3 separate regions of the Homo sapiens genome follow, and regions 1 and 3 are each linked to region 2. The links are chromatin contacts, found by Hi-C or POLR2A ChIA-PET in ENCODE. All regions are on one chromosome and are shown on one strand. The core of a region is the stretch at or near the end of the contact, and the rest is flanking DNA. Distances in the headings are between cores, read along the strand shown. Region 1 holds the start of SNRPD1 (small nuclear ribonucleoprotein D1 polypeptide). Region 2 has its middle 51 kb from the start of LINC01900. Region 3 overlaps LOC124904260 (a long non-coding RNA gene).

The links. Hi-C counts contacts between places; a loop is a spot of excess contacts on that map. ChIA-PET counts read pairs that join two places held with the same protein, here RNA polymerase II (POLR2A). Pooled maps may share reads with other maps.
Region 1: a loop to region 2 is called in a map of A673, with 5 times the contacts of the local background. The contact joins the promoter of SNRPD1 here to the enhancer-like site in region 2. A Hi-C loop is called at or near these places in 1 of 168 maps with a recorded cell type or tissue (A673). POLR2A ChIA-PET finds 5 or more read pairs at or near these places in 2 of 52 experiments (CD4-positive, alpha-beta T cell and activated T-cell).
Region 3: a loop to region 2 is called in a map of mammary epithelial cell, with 8 times the contacts of the local background. The contact joins two enhancer-like sites. A Hi-C loop is called at or near these places in 2 of 168 maps with a recorded cell type or tissue (esophagus muscularis mucosa and mammary epithelial cell), 1 of 37 single-sample maps with no recorded cell type and 1 of 50 pooled maps. POLR2A ChIA-PET finds 5 or more read pairs at or near these places in 2 of 52 experiments (A549 and Caco-2).

What each region holds. Positions count from the first base shown.
Region 1 is chr18:21,610,580-21,614,311 of GRCh38, reverse strand. It overlaps SNRPD1 (small nuclear ribonucleoprotein D1 polypeptide), which reads right to left and starts at 1,998. Exons shown (of 4, transcript NM_006938.4): 1 at 1,869-1,998. The coding sequence starts at 1,882. RefSeq lists an enhancer at 1,850-1,939 and a silencer at 2,200-2,249.
Region 2 is chr18:22,029,908-22,034,107 of GRCh38, reverse strand. No RefSeq gene overlaps it. Among named protein-coding and RNA genes, the nearest start is that of LINC01900, 51 kb to the right of the region's middle. Within about 2 kb of position 1,532, at least 3 of the 41 ENCODE cell types and tissues checked have a DNase peak (open chromatin) inside an H3K27ac peak, as active enhancers do.
Region 3 is chr18:22,464,605-22,468,324 of GRCh38, reverse strand. LOC124904260 (a long non-coding RNA gene) reads left to right here. Exons shown (of 3, transcript XR_007066305.1): 1 at 1-3,462. Among named protein-coding and RNA genes, the nearest start is that of CTAGE1, 49 kb to the right of the region's middle. RefSeq lists enhancers at 65-359, 1-757. Within about 2 kb of position 1,509, at least 13 of the 41 ENCODE cell types and tissues checked have a DNase peak (open chromatin) inside an H3K27ac peak, as active enhancers do.

The DNA of each region.
Region 1 (3,732 bases), core at 749-3,248, 420 kb after region 2:
TTGGCAGGTATGGAGAAATTTCAAAAAATGTAATTTTCTTTTTTTGAGACCGAGTCTCACTCTGTTGCCCAGGCTGGAGTGCAGTGGTGCGATCTCAGCTCACTGCAACCTCCCAGGATCAAGTGATCCTCTTACCTCAGCCTCCTGAGTAGCTGGGATTACAGGCGCCCGCCACCATGCCCGGCTAATTTTTGTATTTTTTCGAAAGAATGGGTTTCACCACGTTGGCCAGGCAGGTCCTGAACTCCTGACCTCAGGCGATCCGCCTGCCTCAGCCTCCCAAAGTGTTGGGATTACAGGCGTGAGCCACCACGTCCAGCCTAAAAAATGCACTTTAAATTCTATGACTTCCTATCCAAAGTTATAGTTCAAATAAAAATATACCAAAAATTAACCTTAAATGTCTTTTGTACCAACTCCTCCCTGAATATAATTTTTTTTTTTTTTTTTTTTTTTTGAGATGGAGTCTCGCTCTGTCGCCCAGGCTGGAGCGTAGTGCCACGATATCGGCTCACTGCAACCTCTGCCGCCTGGGTTCAAGCGATTCTCCTGCCTCAGCCTCCTGAGTAGCTGGGATTAAAGGCGCGCGCCACCACGCCCCACTAACTTTTGTAATTTTCGTAGAGACGGGGTTTCACCATGTTGGTCAGGCTGGTCTCGAACTCCTGACCTAGTGATCCACCCGCCTTGGCCTCCCAAAGTGCTGGGATTACAGACGTGAGCCACTGCGCCTGGCCTCCTCCCTGAGTGTTGAAGGCTTTTATGTGTTATTTAAAACGTTTCAAACAAACGTTACTTCAGACGTTATCTACTTGTCTGTCATCCCCACTAACCAGAAAACTCCAACAAGGCAGGTACTCTGCCTTTTAAAAAATCCTATTACCAGCGCCTAGTATGTAACAGGTGCCCAATAACTATTTAGCGGATATTGACAATCCTTGACTCAACAGGAAAAAAACAAGCTAAATATTTATAATTGCTGGCTTAGCTATTAGAAACGTCTGCCTCTGTTCCAGGCTTAGTCTCAAGGAAAAACACCAAAACCAAATCTACTTGCAGGTAGTTTAGAATTATTCACATCAGCAAACAAGTTTTCAGAAGACTCACCTAACTGACAGGGTCTATTTATTTCTTAAGAAATAAAACAGGAGAACTATATATTATCTGAGTAATCAGCCACAATTACGTTGTGATAATTTCTGCCCTATATTGGGAGATTTTCCTAAATAAAAAGCCTACCTTAAAGGGAAATAGAGGTGGAATAATCAATCACAAATCTAAGGAGGATAAAAAGGTAAACTTAAAAATCGGCCGGGCACGGTGGCTCAAACCTGTAATCTCAGCCCTTTGGAAGGGCGAGGCGGGCAGAAAGCTTGAGCCCAGGAGTTCGAGACCAGCCTGGTCAACAAAGTGAGACACCATCTTTATTTAAAAAAACAAAAACTTGTGAAGCCGGAAGTCCTTCTCTGATTTAAAATATTTTGCAAACAGGTTTGTTTCCAGATAAGCTCATACAGCTTTCTAAGTACTGTTAAGCAGGACTGGGGAGTTCCACTCAAAAAGAAAATGAGTAACTGTAAGAGGGAGATGTGTCCCAGGAGGCGCTGCATCTTTAAAGCCTCTAAGTCACTAGGCAGGAAGAAAAGGCTCGGCCTTTATACCAATCTCTTGGAAGACACGCGGGATCCGCGAGCGACCCAGGCGGAAGCCCAGGCCCGAGCACGAGCTGCGGGCGCAGTAAGGCCGGCCGTTAGCAGGCCGCGCACACGCGGCTTTCCCGCCTCCTGCAAATGGGAGAGCCCAGCCTTCCGGACTCCGGGCCAAGCCCTCCCTTCACAGCCCCCAGAGCTGCTTGGTCACTCCCTCACCTCACGAGCTTCATCCTAGCGGCGCCGTCACCCTCTGGGTCCGACAGCACACAGAATCCTTCAACCGAACACTGACCGACTGCAGTATGAATGGCCGGAAGCGCCTACTCCAGGGGCTCCGGACGTCAAGAGCGCGCGGAGCACTGCAGGCGCATGGCGGAAACGCCGAGGCTGCGCTGGGCCGCACTCTCTTCCGGCCGCGAGGAGCGCGACTGCGGCCCCTGGCGGCTGGAGGTTGCCTTGCGACGGCTGAGGGTATCGAGGGCTGGTCTTGGAGAAAAATGTCCTACAAGAGAGGGAGATTCGAAGAGATTAAATCCAATTAATAGGACTGTCGCATTTTGGGAGGCCGAAGCGGGGGTATCACCTGAGGTCAGGAGTTCAAGACCAGCCTGGCCAACAGGGTGAAACCCCCGTCTCTACTAAAAAGACAAAAAATTAGCTGGGCGTGGTGGCGGGCGCATGTAATCCCAGCTACTCGGAAGGCTGAGGCAGGGGAATCGCTTGAACCCGGGAGGCGGAGGCTGCAGTGAGCGGAGATCGCACCACTACACTCCTGCCTGGGCAACAAGAACGAAACTCCGTCTCCCAAAAAAAAAAAAAAAAAAAAAAAGTACTGTCACCATCACGTTTCTGAACAGCAGGGCACTGTGAGTGCAGCACCTAATACAAATTCCTCACTGAACGGAAAGAAGGTCTTAGAGAAGCCCAAAGTCTTATGCTGATTCTGTTCCAACACCAGGAACCTAGCATTGCTTACTGTACCTGAAGCAAATCACACAATGGGCCAGGCGCTGTGGCTCAAGCCTGTAATTCCAGCACTTTGGGAGGCCGAGGCGGGCAGATAGCGAGGTCAAGAGATCGAGACCATTCTGGCCAACATGGTGAAACCCCGCCTCTACTAAAAATACAAAAATTAGCGGGGCGTGGTGATGCGCGCCTGTAGTCCCAGCTATTCGGGAGGCTGAGGCAGGAGAATCGCTTGAACCCAGGAGGTGGAGGTTGCAGTGAGCTGAGATCGTGCCACTGCACTCCAGCCTGGCAACAGAGCGAGACTCCGTCTCAAAAAATAATAATAATAAAAATAAAATCCACAATGTAGCAGATTATTTTCACTTTAAGTTCCAATCTATAAGACAAACTTTTCAGTCTTCATCTTTCTCAACATCTCATCAAAATATATATATTTTTTATTTTTTTGAGATGGAGTCTCACTCTGTCGCCCAGGCCGGAGTGCAGTAGCGCGATCTCAGCTCACTGCAACCCTTGCCTCCCGGTTTCAAGCCATTCTCGTGCCTCAGCCTCTCCAGTAACTGAGATTACAGGCGCGCATCACCATGGCCCGCTAATTATCGTCTTTTTATGTATGTATGTATGTACGTACGTATGTATGTATTTTGAGACAGAGTCTCCCTCTGTCGCCCAGGCTGTAGTGCAGTGGCGCGATCTCGGCTCACTGCAAGCTCCGCCTTCCGGGTTCACGCTATTCTCCTGCCTCGGCCTCCCAAGTAGCTGGGACTACAGGCGCCAGCCACCACGCCCGGCTAATTTTTTTGTATTTTTAGTAGAGACGGGGTTAGCCAGGATGGTTTCGATCTCCTGACCTCGTGATCCGCCCGCCTCGGCCTCCCAAAGTGCTGGGATTATAGGCGTGAGCCACCGCGCCCGGCATTATTGTCTCTTTAGTATGTGAGCTTCATCAAAATTTAACACAAACACTCCCCTTCCCTCTTTCGGGTTTCAGGATGCCAAGCTCACCTGGCCTTTTTCCTTATCCTACTAACTACTCTTGCTTTGTTTTGTTTTGTTTATAGACAGGGTTTCTCGCTCTGTTGCCCAGGCAGGAGTGCAATGGCACAATCAG
Region 2 (4,200 bases), core at 283-2,782:
TGGAGAAAAAGTTCAGTTTCATTACACTAAAAAAGAAAGCAGTTGCACCGGTCACTAAGGTGGGGATTCACATCAACAAATATTTATTGAGCTTCTAGAATTTGCCAGAAACTGTATCAATGCTAGGGAAAGGCCAGGCCCAGTGGCTCACGCCTGTAATCCCAGCACTTTGGGAGTCTGAGGTGGGACCACCACTTGAGCCCAGGAGTTTGAGACCAGCCTGGGCAACATAGCGAGATCCTGTCTCTACAAAAGAAAATATGAGCTAGGCATGGTGGTGCATGCCTGTAGTCCCAGCTACTTGGGAGGATCGCTTGAGCCCAGGAGGTCGAGGCTGCTGTGAGCCATGTTTATGCCACTGCACTCCAGCCTGGGCAACAGAGTGAGACCCTGTCAAAAAAAAAAAAAAAAAAAAGCTAGGGAGAATACCAAAATAACTTAAGACCTGGTGCCACTGTCAACAAATTTGCAATCTATTGTGCAGACAAACATGTAAACAACAATATAAGATAAAGGAAATAGCTGTCTCAGCAGTGTGGGTTTTTAACTGAGGCCACGGGATGGGCCCCTGTTCTGTGACCTGCAAATATTATAGGCAAAGTGTGCATGTGCAGGCCTGGAGCTCTGCCTGGAGGTGGGGGCACACGCATTTTTCAGTTCTCAAAGGGTGGTGGCACCCACAGGCAAGAGACTACAGAAATGGGTTGGGAGACATATTCTAATCACTTCCATTTCCCCAGCAGCATCTTGCGAGTAAAGTGAAGAATCCTGCGGCAGGAGCATAAGGGCTGGGGGCCAATGGGGCATTGTTCGATTCCATCTGAAACGGGTTCTTCCAATTCTTTTTCAGTTTCCTCACATTATCCCTTTCTACGGGAGGGCATTCCCCAGAGCATTAGGTCTCAAGCTCCCGGCAGTGTGCCTGTGTTCATGTTGAAAGACTTTGGGGGCTCTTTAAAAAGTGTTTCAGACTCCCCTGGCAACACGACTGCAGCTGGGAACAGGCTCATTTGCCTATCCTGGATTTGGTATTTCTCATGGAATTTTGACCAATAAGAAAAACATATTCCCAGAATCACAGAAGTTTGTCCGCAATTTTAAGGTGGTTTTTCTTACCCCAAAAAGTATTGTTGAAAACTCTAAGTAGACTTTAGGAAGTGATACTGGAATTACCCTAACCATTTGAGAGGTCCATTCTCCCAATCCTAAATGGCAAATGTTGGTGACAGATTCATGTTATGATCCAATTAGCTAAGACAGGAGGCAAATCACAGCCCAGGAATATTCACTGGGGGCCGTAAGTACAAAGGAAAACTCCTGATCTTCAAAGTGTTGCAAAAACTGGTCTTCCCGTCTCATTAACTCTATTTTCATTCTCCTTTCAGCTTTTCTTGGAGATTTTCCATGCTATTTCATCTACCAAGAATGCTTTTTCTCTTTTTTCAGCCAACCTGTAATCTGTGCTTCCTTCAAAATCTGACTCATAATGGTCACTCAGCAAACACCTAAATCACGCCTACCCGCCTCCTATCACTCCCCTACTTACATTCCTTGAAGGCTCACTCACTCCAAACTCACCATAGGTAGTGATTCACACATGTCATTCATTCAAAACACATTTACTTAGCACACATCATGTGCTATGCACTGAAGCAAGAAATTTTATTTAAATTCTACCCCAGTCCTGTTATGACTGTTTGACAGATGAGAAAACTGAAACTCGCAAAGGGCAGAAAAAGTGTCTATTTAATGAACTCCTAGAATTTGCCAGAAGCTGTGTCAAAGCTAGGGTAGCAAAATTGTCTAAAGTTCAGACTCTGAAACCCACCCAAATCTGGTTGTAAATGTCAGCAACTGCACAGCAATTATTAGATGCTGTGCCGGTTAAGTGCTTCATCTGTATTCCTTTAATCTTTATAAGAATCCTATGAGAGAGGTACTGTTATTATCCCCATTTTATAGACAAATAAACTAAGGAGGAGAGATTAAATGGACAAGGTCACACAGCTAATACCAGGAGAGCTGTGATTTAAACCCAGGCTGTCTGGCTTCAGAGTTTATGCTCTTAGCCACTGCTGCCTTTGAAGATACAATTTCAAAGTTCATCCTTATTCCTCTGAAGCACAGTACTAATTTTCACTCCATTTGTTGCTTGTCAGTTAATAAAGTCCTTTTAACGCATGTTTGCTTTGTCTCCCCAACAAAATCACAAGTTTGTTCATTGATTCATTCCTTTAACAAGCAATATTAAAAGTCCACAGTTGTCCGGAGCTTCGGGAGCGGGTGTGGGGTGTGGGGGTCACGTGCTGTGCCAACTATTTCCTTAAGGTTTATACCACTCCTCTACATGCTAGGACCTCCCACAAAACTCAGCAGAGTTTGAGCAACAGCAGGCCCTTAGAAAATGTTGTAACTGGGACAGGCATGGTGGCTCACGCCTATAATCCCAGCACTTTGGGAGGCTGAGGTGGGAGGATCATCTGAGGTCAGGAGTTTGAGACCAGCCTGACCAACACGGTGAAACCTCGTCTCTACAAAAATACAAAAATTAGCCAGGCATGATGATGGGTGCCTGTAATCCCAGCTACTGGGGAGGCTGAGGTGGGGGAATCGCTTGAACTCAGGAGGCAGAGGTTGCAGTGAGCCGAGATCGTGCCATTGCACTCCAGCCTGGGCAACAGAGAGAGACTCTGTCTCAAAAATAAATAAATAAATAAATAAATAAATGAATAAATAAATAATGCATTTGCTATTCCAAGACCAAAGAGAGTCTAATCCAGCTCCCCTTGGAGAAATTACATTTTTTTCTTGATGGATTTCTGCTACTAAGCCATAATTTTCATTTTGTCTCTCTAGGGAAAAAAACAAAAGGTCTCCATATTTTGAACCATATTAGTCCAAGCTTCCATGCCAGAACTAGAACTTCCACAGTTGGACAACGGTACTCATGCAGCCTCATCTTCTAGAACCCCTCAGTATGGACCATGAGGTTGTTCATTCATTCAACAAATATTTACAGGGTTCTCCCCACTGTGCCAGGCACAGTTCCAGGCACTAGAGATACAGCAGTGATCAAAACAGATAAAGTCCTTGCCCTCATGGAGCTTCTATTCTAGTTGCGGGAGACAGACAATAATCACATAAATACTGCAATATGTAAGAAGGTGATGAACGCTGTGAAGATCAAGCAGAGAGAAGGTAGTGGAGTTGCTGGTTTAGGTAGGGAAATCAGGGCTCCCCATGAGAAGGAAACACTTGAGCAGAAATCCAAAAAGCATGTGGGAGTCAGACCTGTGCAAATCTTTGGGAAGAACATTCAGGCACCAGCAATAGTTTCAAAGGCCCCGAGGCAGGAGGGTGCCTGGCCTGCTGAGGGGGATGTAGGAAGAAGTGCAGCTGGCACGGTGCAGGCTTGGGGAGGGCGGTAGGAGACAAGATCTGACACGGGCCCTGTGGAGCCTACAGGCCACTGAAAGGTCTTGGAGTTGACTTTGAGCGAGATGAGAAGCATTTAGAGGGGTCAAAGCAGAGGGTAGCTTGCCATGACAGGCTATAAACTGGCCTTCAGCTGGTCTCTTCTTCCCAGCTCCAGAGATCTAGAGAATTCCTCTTTTTTACCCATCCAGATGGAGGTCATCCTTTTTTCCTTCGTAGTTCATGCCAATCTTTCCCTTTTCTGAGCTCCTAGTGATGAACAGTTCAGTCAATGGTCATTTCCCTTCTGAAATCCCCTAATGATCATGAACTCCTTGCGGGCAGGAACCCATCTTGTCATCTCTGGCCATTCAGTAGACGATCCCTCCCACATAGTGCCCAGAGGTTGTCAGCCACTGCCCGCAATAGGACTGCAATGGTCCTGTTGAAAAGTTCTTCTGTTATTGCCCTGAAAGCCACATCCTTACAACTCTCACACTTCATCCTAGTTTTGGCCTCAGAGCTACACAGGTGTGTCTGTGTCCTCTTCCACATGGCAGCACCTGGAAGCTGCTGTCATATCCTTCTTTCATGTATGCACTCTTCCTAGCTCCCTCAGTAAGTGGATAACTTCCACACAAGGCCCCAGGCTAGACCTGTCTCCCAGGCCCCAGAAGACAGCTTCACTGGGATCCCAGCCACTCCTCGCCACCATCACACCCAAAGTCAGGCTCACCCACCTCTTCCTCCCCAGCTTCTTTATTTTGGTAAAAGGCTTCATCTAGT
Region 3 (3,720 bases), core at 260-2,759, 430 kb before region 2:
CGTTTCAATGTTATTTTGTGAATTTTGGAAGGGACACGAACATTCAAGCCATAGTAGGAAGACTGAGTCAACGTAAACCTGTACAGTAATCTCCCTTATCTGCAATTTCACTTTCCAAGGTTTCAGTTATCTTCAGTCATCCATGGTCCAAAAATATTAAATGAAAAATTCCAGAAATAAACAATCCATAAATTTTAAATTGCGTGCCATTCTGAGCAGCATGATGAAATCTCTCGTCATCCTGCCCAGGTCGTGAATCATGCCTTTGTCTAGCATATCCACACTGTAGAAACTCCCCACCCTTAGTCACGTAGTAGTCATCTCAGTTCTCACATGGAAAAAGCATGTATATGTAGGGTCAGTACTACTCGAGGTTTCAGGCATCCACTGGGAGTCTTGGAATGTATCCCACCACTGTAACCAATATCTGATGCTATTCTCACACCAAGCTGGTAAACCTGGCCTAAACAAAGTCCCAAGCTGCCCCCAGACTTGTGAGCTAGGGCTTTTGTCTAGAAACAATCTTTAGTGACCCAAAGTCAAAGCTTAGGTATCCTGTTGACTGGGCACAGCAGTAGAACCCATCGATTCTGGAACATGGACCTCTAACCAGGTAGGGTTCTGCTTCCTTGTTAGGTGCCTTGAGGAATGTGGGGCCAGGAGGGTCCTTCAGGCCTCTCCCTACACCCCAGTCCCACCCCAGCCCCCTCCTGCTGCTCCTGCAACTGCCCTACTCTCTCAGAAGCCTTGTGCTTCAGAAGTGTTTTAAGACAAGAGAGTGTGAGACTAAATGCAAACTGGCTTCAAAAATGACCATTGTTTGTATCCACTGGGAATCCTTCAAGACCTTTCCCTCCCCTCCCTTCTCCCCACGGTGAACTTTAAGCATTTTTATCCATGGAGACTAAAGACAAAGTACTGTGTCTGGCTTCTCTTCTCTTTTCCAGCCAGCCCACTTGCCAGTCTGGCTTCTCTCATCTTTGTTTGGATGCTCTTCTTCATGACTCCTCGCCAATGCACAGATGTAAACTATTGTCTGATTATTAAAAGAAAAACACAAAACACAAAAAAAGCACACATGCCTTCAGTATTAATGACCATAGAGCTGTCTGCATAAGGTGAAGTCTGTGGTCCTGAGCAGACCACAAGCCATCAGCCCCTGCTGCTCCAGGAACTTGTGCTTTTCTCCTAGGTTTTATTAAAAACAAATTTAGGCAAACACAACAGGCTCAGAAAGGAGCACCACTGTGCCCTTGAAACTTTGCTGGGCAGCCTCCAGTGGCAAGCCTTGTCTTTGTCACCTCCTCCCAGTGAAGTTCACTATCTTTTGGCCCCCCTCAGAACTGCTGCCCCATACTGTCCACCTCAGCCTAGTAGCCAGAGACCTCGTGTTTGGTCTTTGCCCTCAACAAGACACTTCTAGCCACACTGAGTCATTGCTAGCTTGTTGGAAAGGTGAGAGCACTGGGTGGAGAGTCAGAGGCTGGCTTCCCTCCTACCCCTGCTGATAGGTTGCATGATCCTGAGCAAGTTTCTTCTCCCTGCTCAGTATTCTTGCCTGCAAACTAAGAGGGCTGGGCTAGACACATTCCTTCCATTTTTCCTTAAGCAAATATTTATTTAGCTCCTGCTCTGTGCAAGACACCGAGGATGGAACTGAAAACAGGACAAACAAGGTCCTTGCCCTCATGTAGTATATGGAACAGCAGGAGAAAGTTAAAAGAAAGTAAAAGAAGACACTCTGAGCATCCTTGTATCTCCAGCAACCTTCAAATGTGTCACTGAGAACAGCCGAATGTGCTGTCGTTCTGATTTATTGGGGATCAAAGTCTTTAACTAAAGATGTGGGATTCTTGTATGGATTTTCACACATCAGCTTCAGGAAATAAGTAATAAGGAGGAGTTCATGACCCTGAAATCCCCCCTCAATGGATACCTGCTACACTTCTCTCCTGAAAGCCAGGTATCTGCAGCTGTCATCCCACTTGCTACTTTAACTGAAGGAATTTTCAGAAGCAGCAGCCAAACATGACACACCAGCAGCCTGTAGCTCCACCCTTCAGTGGAACTGTTATTTTTAGGCCTCTCCTCTCTTGTCACAAGCATCTACATACCTCCCTGGGTGACTCATGTTTGTGGATAGCACCAAGCACACGTGACTTTTTCAATGTGGGGCTGGCTTATTTTGACAAACCCACTCTCCGTTCCATCTCTACTTGCAATACTCAGAATACTGTAGTGTGGGAAAAACTGTGGGACTTCCAGTGCTCCTCAAATGTGTGCCATGCAGCAGGAAAACTACCCCCAGAGAAGCTGGGACAAAGCTGTCCATGAGCCAATGAGTTACTAGTCATAAAGTTGAACATATTGTTTCCATATTGCTTTGCTCCACATTCGTAGCCATATGACTTGACCCCAGAGTTTCAGGTACAGTAAAATGCTCTTATTCATTATGGGGCCATGTTACCATGCATCAAGGTGATATCCTGAAAAATCACACCTCACATGGCTGTTAGACACTTGTGTAAGACGTGGGCTCTCAAAACAGCACATACCGAAATTGGAGTACTTCTAGAAGGTGTTGGGCCTGAATCATCCATTTCTATCAGAATTTTTAGCAATTTTTTGGTCATAGAAAAAAATATTTCTGAGTCTATATTTCAGGCAATATGACAAAAAGGACAAAAACATTGCCATGTGGACCCAGGTCAGTGGCCTATCTGTGTGGTGCCAGGAGGCAGAGAAGATGAAGTTTCCCTTTCAGATTCAGCAAGTGACTCCTTTCGTCATAAATCCATTCGGTGGTGTCATGCCACACCTCTCTCTTATTACCTGTACACCCACTTTTTGTTTGTATATTGGTTTGTTTGTTTTGTTATTTCTGGTCTTCAATGATCTCAGGCTCTTTCTTATCACAAGGTATCCTCAAGGGCTATTACCTCTGCCCAAAATATATTCACCCTGGAATATATTCTTCACCCAGCTAACTCATTCTGGTCTTAGTTTAAAGACCTTTTCTCCAGAAAAGCTGTGTCGACCCCTTTGGGGGAAGGTGGATTTCTCTGTTTTTTCTTTCATAGCATCCTATATCTTTCCACTGTGGCAGTTCTCACAGCAGTATTTAAATGATTATTTGTTAAAATGACTTGCTGAATACATGTCTTTCCCACCAGATTTTAAACTTCATGAAGGCAAGCCTTCTTTATTCACTTCTACTGTTCCAATGTCCAGCACAACACTTTGCACGTAAGAGTATTTTTCTCAAAACCTGTGTCAATTTGATAAGTATCCTTCTTCAAATTTACATAGAAGGAGGACAACTGAAAAGCAATGTGGTCCATTCCCTGTTATATAAACACGTGTGTTGCACTGCAGAAGCAGAAAGAAAGCAGCAAGTGTTTCTGCCCGGAATCACATGAGGCAAGACTCAACAGAAGATGGAACATTTAAGCAGGCCTTGAGGTAAGAATAGTTCAGGTGAAAAGAGTGGAAAAAGGAATTCTGAGGAGATTTGATACAAAAAAAGGCAGAAAGATATGAACATATAGAATGAATTCCAGGGAAGGCACAGCAGTCAACTGTGGTAGAATACAGCATGACTGTAGAGGAATACAGGAAAGGGATCTGGAAAAATGCTGGTGGACTTGTCTTTTATTCTAGAGACTTTCTATTTGAAGCAAACTGAAATCAAACTTCAAATACATGAACATTAAATCATGA